Linked DNA regions of Homo sapiens: region 1 is linked to region 2. The links are chromatin loops, found by intact Hi-C in ENCODE. Cell type or tissue: PC-3. All regions are shown on one strand. Each heading gives the region's core, and the rest is flanking DNA. Links, peaks and the distances in the headings are about the cores only.

Evidence for each region. Peaks named below come from ENCODE experiments on the same cell type or tissue, not always from the same donor. Only the 100,000 strongest peaks of a DNase experiment are listed, where the experiment ranks them.
Region 1: a loop joins it to region 2, with 14 times the contacts of the local background. A loop is called at or near these places in 2 of 110 quality-filtered maps.

The regions. Positions count from the first base shown.
Region 1 is chr19:53,542,321-53,548,378 of GRCh38, forward strand. The region is part of intron 2 of ZNF331 (zinc finger protein 331); the gene reads left to right. Among named protein-coding and RNA genes, the nearest start is that of ZNF331, 7.2 kb to the left of the region's middle. In PC-3, for the core only: a CTCF peak has its summit at 3,425; DNase peaks (open chromatin) are centred at 3,011 and 3,401; H3K4me3 peaks cover 1,443 bases; H3K27ac peaks cover 2,500 bases.
Region 2 is chr19:53,464,826-53,470,883 of GRCh38, forward strand. It overlaps ZNF813 (zinc finger protein 813), which reads left to right and starts at 2,908. Exons shown (of 4, transcript NM_001004301.4): 1 at 2,908-2,964. RefSeq lists a silencer at 2,752-2,881 and enhancers at 2,952-3,191, 3,128-3,689, 3,690-4,252. In PC-3, for the core only: no CTCF peak of the experiment used is centred there; a DNase peak (open chromatin) is centred at 2,846; H3K4me3 peaks cover 2,018 bases; H3K27ac peaks cover 313 bases.

The sequences.
Region 1 (6,058 bases), core at 2,136-4,635, 78 kb after region 2:
GACAGCCTTTTAGAATTAGATTATAGAATGTTAATGTTCCTTTCCCAGGACATCACAATAATCACCCATGAACACTAATCACTGGGTGCCTTGCAGATACGGACTTTCCATGTGACATTAGCAAGATTATTTGTACAAGTAACAAATATGGGCTGTATAAGTAACATTTCCAAGATAGAAAAAGAATTAGATGACAGTATCTCATATGTATCTCCCTTATCCCGTGGAACACAAAATTCAGCCTCTTGCTAATGTTCTCAACTTGGCATCTTCTCAGATTAGAGTCATTAAATTAGATTTTCTTATGCAGAACAATGTCTCTGTCCCCCTAGTTGCTGATGGAAAGGGAACATTTCCTCGTTATATTTCTTAGAATCTCTTTTGCTAATGTATTCATTTTGTTAAACAAAATGAATTTCATTCTTAACATCAGACTCTGAATGTTATTTTTGGTTAATATTGATTACGCAGACAGCGGGTTCAAGGAAGGCACTTTTGTTTTTCTTGAGACAGAGTTTCGCTCTGGTTGCCTAGGCTGGAGTGCAATGGCGCAATCGCGGCTCACCGCAACCTCTGCCTCCCGGGTTCAAGCGATTCTCCTGCTTCAGCCTCTTAAGTAGCTGAGATTACAGGCAAGTGCCACCACGCCCAGCTAATTTTGTATTTTTAGTAGAGACAGGGTTTTTCCATGTTGGTCAGGCTGGTCTTGAACTCCCGACCTCAGGTGATCCACCTGCCTCAGCCTCCGAAAGTGCTGGGATTACAGGCATGAGCCACCGCGCCCAGTGGCACATTTTACCATTAGAAAAAAAAGGAGGGGGCCAGGCATGGTGGCTCACACCTGTAATCCAAAGCACTTTGGCAGGCTGTGAGGCAGGAGGATCGCTTGAGCCCACAAGTTCAAGACCAACCTGGGCAACATGGTGAGACCCTGTCTCTATTATGAATTTTTTTATTTTTTTGAGACGGAGTCTCGCCCTGTCTCCCAGGCTGGAGTGTAATGGTGCAATCTTGGTTCACTGAACCTCCACCTTCCAGTTCAAGCAATCCTCCTGCCTCAACCTCCTGAGTAGCTGGGATTACAAGCGCGCACCACCATGCCCAGCTAGTTTTTTGTATCTTTAGTAGAGACGGGGTTTCACCACGTTGGCCAGGCTGGTCTCAAACTCCTGACCTCGTGATCCGATCCGCCTGCCTTGGCCTCCCAAAGTGCTGGGATTACAGGCATGAGCCACCACGCCCAGCCTTATTATGAATTTTTTAAAAATAAAAACTATAAAAAGAAAAACTTTTTTTAAAGAAAAAAAGCAAGGAGATTGGCCGACATGAGTTGGTCTTCAATAATAACAGGTAACTTCTATTACACAAATGTCACATATTATTGAGTGTTTTACATAGATTATCATACTTGCCAGTTGTAACAATCATACCATGTAGTACTTTTATTACATTTTATCAGTGACGAAACAGACACTATGAGGCTAACTGCCAGGGTTCAGATTCACATCTCTAAAGTCAGACCACACAACCTGTATTCTTAATTTCATCAAAACATCTCTGCCCAAATTATATACACCTTTTTAATCTACCTTCTTCACTTGGTAATTCATCATAAAAATTTTCTCAAGCCAGACGCGGTGGCTCATGGCTGTAATCCCAGCACTTTGGGAGGTCGAGGTGGGCAGATCACAAGGTCAGGAGATCGAGACCGTCCTGGCCACCATGGTGAAATCCCATCTCTACTAAAAATACAAAAATTGGCTGGGCGTGGTGGCATGCACCTGTAGTCCCAGCTACTCGGGAGGCTGAGGCAGGAGAATCGCTTGAACCCGGGAGGCGGAGGTTGCAGTGAGTTGAGATCACGCCACTGCACTCCAGCTTGGCCAGAGCAAGACTCCGTCTCAAAAAAAAAAAAAAATTCTCAATAAGAATCGATATTATTAGGCCGGGTGTGGTGGCTCATGCCTGTAATCCCAGCACTTTGGGAGGCCAAGGTGGGCGGATCACGAGGTCAGGAGATGGAGACCATCCTGGCTAACACGGTGAAACCCCATCTCTACTAAAAATACAAAAAATTAGCCGGGCGAGGTAGTGGGCACCTGTAGTCCCAGCTACTCGGGAGGCTGAGGCAGGAGAATGGCGTGAACCCAGGAGACAGAGCTTGCAGTGAGCCGAGATCACGCCACTGCACTCCAGCCTGGGCGACAGAGCAAGACTCCGTCTCAAAAAAAAAAAAAAAGAATCAATATTGTTAGTATTCCATGCCATCATATAGCAGACCATAATTTAACCCATCCTCTACTGTGAGATACTGCTATTTTTTTCGTTGTTGAAACTGTATTCTCTGGAAATCATAGATAAGATCAAGGAGGGAATCTGTGTCACTATCCTGGCTGTGATACTGTACTGCAGTTTTGTTTTTCTTTTTTTTGAGACGGAGTCTTTCTCTGTCACCCAGGCTGGAGTGCAGTGGCACAATCTCAGCTCACTGCAACCTCCACCTTCTGGGTTCAAGCAATTCTCCTGCCTCAGCCTCCTGAGTAGCGGGGATTACAGGCTCCCACCACCATAGCCAGCTAATTTTTGTATTTTTAGTAGAGACGGGGTTTCACCATGTTGGCCAGGCTGGTGTCGAATTTGTGATCTGCCTGCCTTGGCCTCCAAAAGTGCTGGGATTACAGGCATGAGCCACCATGCCCGGCCTGTACTGTAGTTTTATAAGGTATCACTACTGGTGTAAGTCAGGTTAAGGGTGCACTGGATCTCTCTGTATTATTATTTACAACTACATGTGAATCTACAGTTATCTCAGTTTTTTAGAAAAATAACTTACCTAGAAAAAAATTTTTCTTGATCGCTCTTTCACATACATTTATGTACTTCTGTTTTCTTGTCTTTCTAACTGTTTCCTCCTCCTGGACCCATAAATTCCACATGTGGAATTTTGAGTCAAAATTAGATGTTTGTTAAGGGCCCGCACTATGCCACACCCTGTGACGTTAGTACTTGGAATGAGAGCGTGACTAACGGGGCATAACTGCTGCCTGCACATTGTTTACAATCCAGCAAGCAAGGGGCACCGAACAGCAGCTCGGGCAGCCTGTGCTGTGGCCTGCAGAGAATTCCAGGTGACGCCCCAGAGGGCCTAGGAGAGGATACCCTTCTGAGAACAGCCGTGGCTCGCCCGGCATCACCCCACTCAAGAGGCCAGACGGGGTCCCAGCTGGGGTGACACAGCGCCAGTCACATCCACTCATGGACACTCAGTAGGCCACACTCCCGATCACCCAGCCACAGTCCTAGATCAGTCACTGACTCACAGTCTGCCACTTGTATTTCCATTGTCTCTGGGCTTCCTCTGCCTTCACCTTCCAACAGTGTGGTACCTGCCTGAGAGCAGCGGCCCCCAGTGGGACATGAGAGCCAGGACCCTGTCATTAACTGAACCAACACAAAGGGCACAGCCATTGTCATAGATAAGTGTTCAAGCCGGACGTGTTCTCCGTACCGGCTCCTGTGTCACAGTAACGGGAAGCCTCAGGAGTGGGAGTCCTTGTGGAGGGAGAGGTGACTAACTTGGTAGGTGAGTGTCGGGAGCATCACGTGTTCTAGAATCCAGTAAATACACGTTAGTCCCCAAGAACTCTGAAACTCACAAATGCCAGTGTCCTCTCCATTCGGATTGGTTTCGGCTGTGGCCTGGGGACAGGCGTGCCCTGGAGGGTATTTGCTAATGCAGCCTGTGCTCCAGAAAGACCCTAGGTTCTCATTCTTCCTTTCCCCTAGGCTGGCATCCTTCAGAAAAAGCATCCTGAGGGGGAAAAAAAAAAAAAAAAAAAAATTATTATTTAGGTTGGTGCAAAAGTAATTGCGGTTTTTGCCATTATGTCTAATGTCAATTGCTTTTGCACTGACCTAATATTATATATCTGAAAGTCGGCTCTCCACATGAGTTACCTTTTTTGTTCATTAAATGATTTGTGTTTATATGACTTAGGACTCTTTACTCTTTATGGCCCCAAATATCCTCCCTAATAGCAATTTATCCCAGTAATTCCTCCCCAGGGGATGTGGCAAGGGCCAGGCAGGTATATTCCTCTCTGTACCCCCTGGTTGACCAGCCCTCTCCTTTGAGTATCCACAAACCCATTTGTCAAATTGTTGACATCCTGCTGTGTGCTCTGGTTTTCTAAGATCTGATGGTATAGAAAAATCCCCCCTAAAAAAAAAAAAAACAACTCCCTCCTAGAGGTTCATGTTAGCGCGCTTTATTTTACAGTGTGCTTGGGTAAGGAGGGGATTCGTTTTTAGGTGGAGTCAAACACAGATATCTTTGGTCTTTTCCATGGGACTGATTTTTAGAGCACAAGAAAAGAGAAAGTTAGTTTGTTTAGTCTGTACCTGGCAAAGTTGTCAGTTTTGTGAGGCCTTTAAGAGCGGAGTTTGAGCTAATTTCTGTGTCATCAAAGGCAGAGATGTTTTTCAATATGCAGTAAATCGAAATTTGTTCTATTCACTTGGACTTCTTTGGGCGGACAGCTTCTGTTTTTCTTCAGTTCCCCGTTTGTGTGAACTGTGAGAAACCATATGGTTTAATGTTGAGTATGAGTTCTGGATCTAGGGCAGAGGTTGGCAGCTGTCTTCAATGGCAATTTGTGTATGTTTATGGTCTACAGAGGCTTTGATCTGTGTTTATACTGCAGATTAAATCAAGCTGATTAACATATCCCTCCCTCAACTCACTGATAATCATATTTGCAATGAGAACATTTAAATCTAGTCTCTTGGCATATTCAATATTATTCATTATATTTAGTCACCATGCTAGACAATAAATCTCCAGAAATTATTCCCACTTTATCTCCTTTAATCTTCTCATTCCCCATCACCCTCCCAGGCCCTGACGACCACCTCTCTTCTTCTGTGAGTTGGATTTTTTTTACACTCCACATGTAATGACATCATGCAGGATTTGTCTGTCTAGCTTATTTCACTTAGTACAATGTCCTCCAGATTTACCCATGTTGTCACAATAACAGGATTTCCTTCTTTATAAAGGCTGGATGGCATTGCATTGTGTTATCTCTACCACACTTTCTTTATTAATTCCTGATGAGTATGTAGGTTGATTCCTTATCTTGGCTACTGTGAATAATGCTACTGCAGTGAACACGGGAGCACAGGTATCGCCATGACATACTAATTTCATTTTCTTTGGATATATACCCAGAGTGGGATTGCTGCGTCATCTGATAGTTTTAGTTTTTTCAGGCATCTCCACGGTGTTTTCCATCATGGCTAATTTACATTCTAACCAACAGTGTATAAGGGTCCTCTTTTCCTCACAGCCTTGCCAACATGTTATTTTTTTTGTTTGTTTTTTAATAAAAGCCATTCTTACATGTATGAGGTGATATCTCATTGTGGTTTAACTTTTTGTTGCCCTGAATAATAGTAGTGATCCTGAGCAATTTTTCACAGACCTATAGCAATTTGTATGTGTTCTATCAAGAAATGGCTGTTCAAGTTTTCTGCCCATTTATTATCAGGGTTGTTTGGTTTTTTGCTGTTAAGTTGTTTGAGTTCTATGTTTTGTCATTTTTGTTTGTTTTTTTTTGTTTGTTTTCTAGACAGGGTCTTGCTCTGTCATCCAGGCTGGAGTGCAGTGGTGCAATGACAGTTCACTGCATCCTCCACCTCCTGGACCCAAGCAATCCTCCTACCTCAGCCTCCCAAGTAGCTGGGACTACAGGCACATGCCATCATGCCCGGCTAATTTTTCTTTTCTTTTCTTTTCTTTTTTTTTGAGATGGAGTCTCCCTCTGTCACCCAGGCTGGAGTGCAGTGGCGTGATCTCGGCTCACTGCAACCTCCGCCTCCCGGGTTCAAGCGATTCTCCTGCCTCAGCCTCCGAGTAGCTGGGATTACAGGCGCGTGCCACCACGCCCGGCTAATTTTTTTTTTGTATTTTTAGTAGAGACAGGGTTTCACCCTGTTAGCCAGGATGGTCTCGATCTCCTGACCTCATGATCCACTTGCCTCAGCCTCCCAAAGTGCT
Region 2 (6,058 bases), core at 1,739-4,238:
CTGTATCTCAGTAGGAAATTAAATAATTCATACATCAAATAATTCCAATTTAAAGCTATGACCTTTAAATAATTATGAGCCTTTGAAGAGAGAGGCCATTTCTCTTACTGTCTCCTGTCTCTGAAGTAAAAGCTGAAAAACAACAGGAATGAAGTCAGTGGCAAGACCAGCTGGTGCCACTGATGACCAGGCCTGAGGTTAAAATATTAACCCCCAACTCTAACCACATGTGCTCTCAATCTATCATGACCCTTTCACGTGGAACCCCTTACAGTTGTAAGCCCTTAAAAGGACCAGGAACTCCTTCTTGGGGGAGCTCGGTTCTTGAGATGCCAGTCAGCCGATGCTCCCGGCCAAATAAAGCAACTTCCTTCTTTAACCCTGTGTGTGAGGGCTTTTGTCTGTGGCTCGTCCTGCTACACCTTGAGAGAAATGTGCTCATTCAGCTTGAGTCCAGTGGAATGCAGGCGTAACTTCTACGAGTTTTCCTTGCCACGTGTGGTGGCCCACACCTGTAATCTCACCACTTTGGGAGGTCGAGGTGGACAGATCACTTGAGGTCAAGAGTTTGAAACTAGCATGGCCAACATGGTGAAACCACCTCTCTACTAAAAATACAAAACAAAAGGCCAGGCGTGGTGGCTCACACCTGTAATCCCAGAAAATTGGAAGGCTTGGGCGGGTGGATCACAAGGTCAGGAGTTTGAGACCAGCCTGCCCTACATGGTGAAACCCCATCTCTACTAAAAATACAAAAGTTAGCTGGGCTCCTAGCTACTCGAGAGCCTGAGCCAGGAGAATCGCTTGAACCCGGGAGGCAGAGGTTGCAGTAAGCAGCTGAGATCGTGTCATTGCTCTCCAGCTTAGGCAACAGAGCGAGACTCTGTCTCAAACAAAAAAAAACAATGGTGGCATGCACCTGTAATCCCAGCTACTTGGGAGGCTGAGGCAAGAGAACTGCTTGAATCTGAGAGGTAGAGGTTGCAGTGAGCCGAGGTCGCCCCACTGCACTCCAGCCTATGCAAGTCTTCCTCTTATTTACAGGAAAAGTTTTCATGTAAATAATTAGAAAGACTAAGCAACCCCAGAGATAAGACCTCCTGAGATCATTGTCCCTTTTTATGGAGTGATAAAGTAACCTTCCTTGAAGTGTATCACTCTGTCACCAATCAACTTGCTGCAACCTATGCACTGGTCTTGAATGGAAAATGTGATTGTCCTAAAGCTTCTGTCTTTCCCTGTGTGTGAAACCTAAACGTCTCTACTATGGAACGCTGATCCCATTCATTTGGAGTTGATGTTTGCCAGTGGCTATCCTCATGCTTTGTGTTCAGATAAACTCTATATTTAATCATAAATTCTAAATTTTATTATTTACTGCTGACATCAGTTTCTGTCGGATTTTAGGAGCCTCACTACAGAGGGCACCTGTCGCCATGTTGTAAAACTCACACTTGTCAAAAAAACATGGGTTAGGGTTTCTTCCCCTCCTCGGCATGAAGCTACTTAGCTGACACAGATGGTTACCTCCATTACCAAGTAGAGCCAGGATGAACTATGTGTGACCAAGGGTGTTGTCAAGTCCTCTTCCCTGAGGACTGATTAGTGTTTATCTTGAAAACATGTACTTAATGGGTTGTATAGAACAGTGAAGTTTCTTTCTCTCTTTTCAACCTCTTAGCTGTTTGTCTATTTCGCATCATAATCTGGCCTAAGGCTTATTTATTAATGAAATGGTTTTAATTTCTTTCTCTATTGTCGTCGTGGAGATGATTTCTCATTGGGGGGAAGACTTTTTGTTTGTTTTCAATTATGTTTTCTCAACAATTGGAAAGTGAAGTAAAAAGTATTTGTTGGGCCAGGTGCAGTGGCTCACGCCTGTAATGCCAGCACTTTGGGAGGCCGAGGCAGGCGGATCACTTGAAGTCAAGAGTTTGAGACCAGCCTGGCCAACATGGTGAAACCCGTCTACAAAAATACAAAAATTAGCCAGGCATGGTGGCACGCGAATGTAATGGCAGGTACTCCGGAGGCTGAGGCAGGGGAATCGCTTGAACCCAAGAGGGAAGAGGCTGCAGTGAACCGAGATCCCGTTACTGCCCTCTAGCCTGGGCGACAGAGAAATACTCTGTCTCAAAAGAAATAAGTAAATAAATAAAGTAATAAATCTCTTCCACAAACGTGCTGAGACAACTAACTGAATATCCAGATGGAAAAGAATACTGTTGGATCCCTATCTCACACAATCAAAATTGTATTTTAAAACATTAAAAAAAAAAAAGGAAAAAAAGAGACGAGGAAGGAAGCGCTGCGGGAGGGGGTGTTACTTTGTCGCTCAGGCTGGCCTGGACCCCCAGGCTCAGCGATCCTCCCGCCGCTGCTTCCTGAGTAGCTGGGACCTCAGGCTCCTGCCCCCGCGCGCGCATCCCTCCCACCCCGGCGCCCCATCCAGCAGGTGGTCACCTCACTCCTCCCTGGCCTGAGCACTCCGTCCCGCATCCATGGCGGTGGCTTTAGGGAAATCTCTGAAGTTGAGCACGGGGTGGACTTGCCCTCCTGAGTGAATGGAGAATAGAAAGGGGGAGGATTTCTATTTTGTTTTGTGGGCCGTCAGCATGAAATCGTACCTTCCGCCCAGGCAGGGCTTTGCATTTCACATTCTAGTTTGCATCCCCGTTCCAGACAATTCCAGGGCTTTTGAATAGTGCCTCAACCTTACTGGCCGGTCTCGACTCCAAAACCCTAAAACAGGCGCTGGAGCGAGGGTGACGGACTCACAGGTCCCACCCCGGCCCCGCCCTCTGCGCCTTCCAAAGGGCAAAGTCTCTCCGCCTCTCGCCCCGCCCCTGCTTCGTCAGGCCCCGCCCACCTCCCAGGTCCCGCCCAGGCCTGGCTTCTGTCCTGCGCGCAGATTCGCGAAAACCCGGAAGCGGATCGCGTGGAGTGACGGTCCCACGGCAGCGCGTGAGTTTGGCTCTGTGTTGTATTAGGTCTGCACTTCCCAGGTCCCTGGCGCTTCTGTACCTGGGGCGTGGGGTCCCCACAAACCTGGAAATTCTCAGCCGTCTTCCTTCACCCAGAGCAAATTGAGACGACCCCGTGAGAGTCCGGGGGTCGCTTCCTTTTGTGTTTAAGGTCGCCCTGAGGCTGGTCCCGTCCCGGGTCTTTCTGCTATAGGGCAATGTATACACTTTCTATCGCGCATTTTTCCTGCTCTAAACCTTTCTCTGACTCCTCCCACCCCGCGCTTTTTGAAGTCCTCACCCAAGGGGTGGATTCTCGCCCACTTCGGCCGGTGGAGCGCAGAACCGCGGCCCCAGTCCCGGGAAGGCCGCGTCCTCTGTCTGGTCCCGGGATCCTGCAGACCCCACCCTTGTCTTAAGGCGCCCTCGCGCCCCCCCCCCCCCACCTCCCTCCTCCTGCCGGGCCCTGCTGCTTCCTAGGTCTCCCCTCCGCAGTCACGGCTTCCCCTGAGCCCACGTTGGGGAGGTGCCCGGGGCTTGTCCTGTTGAAGGAGGCCAGCCCTTCCACACCTGTGGGTATTTCTCGTCAGGTGGGAAGAGAGACTGAGAAAAGAAATAAGACACAAAGACAAAGTATAGAGAAAGGACAGTGGGCCCAGGGGACCGGCGCTCAGCATACGGAGGACCGGCACCAGTGCCAGCCTCTGAGTTCCCTCAGTATTTATTGATCATTATTTTTACTGTCCTAGTGAGGGGAGTGTAGCAGGGCAACAGGTGGGGAGAGGTCAGCAAGAAAACATGTGAGCAAAGGAATCTATATCATGAATAAGTTCAAGGAAAGGTACTGTGCCCAGATGTGCACGTAGGCTAGATTTATGTTTCTCTTCACCCAAACATCTCAGTGTAGCAAAGAGTCACAGAGCAGTATTGCTGCCAGCATATCTCGCCTCCAGCCACAGGGCGGTTTTCTCCTATCTCAGAATAGAACGAATGGAAATGGTCAGCTTTACACCTAGACATTCCATTCCCAGGGACCAGCAGGAGACAGAAGTCTTCCTCTTATCTCAACTGCAAAGAGGCCTTCCTCTTTCACTACTCCTCCTCAGCACAGACTCTTTACGGGTGTCCGGCTGGGGGATGTAAGGTCTTTCCTTTCCCACGAGGCCATATCTCAGGCTGTCTCAGTGGGGGGAAACTTGGACAATACCCAGGCTTTCTAGGGCAGAGGTCCCTGCGGCTTTCCGCAGTGCATTGTGTCCCTGGTTAACTGAGAATGGAGAATGGCGATGACTTTTACCAAGCATACTGCCTGCAAACATATTGTTAACAAGGCACACCCTGCACAGCCCTAAATCCATTAAACCTTGATTCAATACAGCACATGTTTCTGTGAGCACAGGGTTGGGGCTAAAGTTACGGATTAACAGCATCTCAAAGCAGAAACAATTTTTCTTAGTACAGATCAAAATGAAGTTTCTTATGTCTTCCTTTTCTGCATCCACAAAGTAACAGTCTGATTTCTCTTTCTTTTCCCCATATCCTGTGACATGGGGTGTTCTTCCCTGCCCAGCTCCAGCCCCTTGAAAATGCGCTCCCCTGGTATGTAGCCATCTTACTCCAAACCGTCATGTGATTCTGTGGGCTAAAGGGATCAGGAGACACACGCAGTAGAAAACCTGAGAAAGAAAAGAATGAGAAAGACTCATAACAGATGGCAAAGTAGAGAATGGGTGAGGGATTTGCCAAGAGACAACGAAAGTGAAAAAAATATATATAAGAAAGCAGGAGGAGAAAAGCAACTGGAGACATGCAGAGAAAAGCTAGATGTACAGAGAGATGAAGGACAGCAAGGTAGGGAGAGGGGCAGCAAAGAGGGAGGCTCATCAGGGTGAGGGAGAGGAGGAGGGATTTGGAGCCAGGGCAGACAGAGCAGAGTGGTGCTGGTGGCAAGAACAGAGGGAGAAGCACAGCAGGGAGGACACCTGGGGATCTAGGCTGCCAGAGAGTGGGGACAGGGGGTATAACAGGGAAGAGAGAATTTAACGGGGAGAGCAGAGGAGGCGCAGAGATGGTGTTGCGGGAAACTGAGGACTAGAGAGACTGCTATGGGGGAGACAGAAGGATGTTTACTTAAGGTACGCACCGGCTCAGTGGATTTACATCTAAAAAGCTGAGCATTTCAACAAAGAGTGGGGTTTTTATAAGCAGGCTTACAGAAGCAAAATAAAAGCAGTTAATCATGTAATGATTGGTCACATAATCTATAGCATAGCATAACTTGTGGCCTTGCATAGCTGGTGGTCTTGCAGCTGCATTGAAAGAAAAGCAAGAACAGCTAAATACATTTGTTTTCTTTCTTTCTTTCTTTCTTTTTCTTTTCTTTTCTTTCTTTCTTTCTTTCACTCTTGTTCTAAAGGGGAGGAGGTGTCTGGAGCCCATTCCTTTGGCTTCGACTTCGCAAACAGCGTTATGTTATAACTGTTCTCTAAGTGAGCTTGCTAGGCAGAGGAAAACTTGTTCTTCTCTTTTTAACCCTTGCCTTGCCTGTTACTTTTCTTGGAGTGAATGAATGCATATTTTTTTTTTAATTTCTGCCTGAGTTTTCTCCCTTTGCTTTTTATAAACAAGATTTTAATAGAAAGCATCACTATTACTTGATTATTCATGAAAAAGCAGGTTTTCTTCTTTAGGCACAGGCTGATATTTATATGGAGCTATTAGCTGAGTGGTAGTCTGCCTAGTGACAATTGCTTCTATAGTTGATTGAATGTTCCTTAACAAGGAGAGGTAAGAGGTAAGGGAGTATTAAACCAATTCTTAGTATTTCTAGAACCACTCCTGTTAAGGTTTTGAATCGACTGAAGGAGGAAAACCAGCCGCTAAAGAGGGACTCAGGAGTCTACTTTGTCTAAGTCTGGACTGGAACATGGGATAATTTTTTTATTCTTGCAGTTATTTCTATAACAGCCTTCCTATTGTCATTGATTTCTAGGCAGCAATTAGTTAGATTAAACTTTCTACATACTCCTCCTTCCTGGGCTAGGAGGTAGTCGAAAGCTAATCTATTTTGGTAGATGGCATTTCTCATTTTTGTG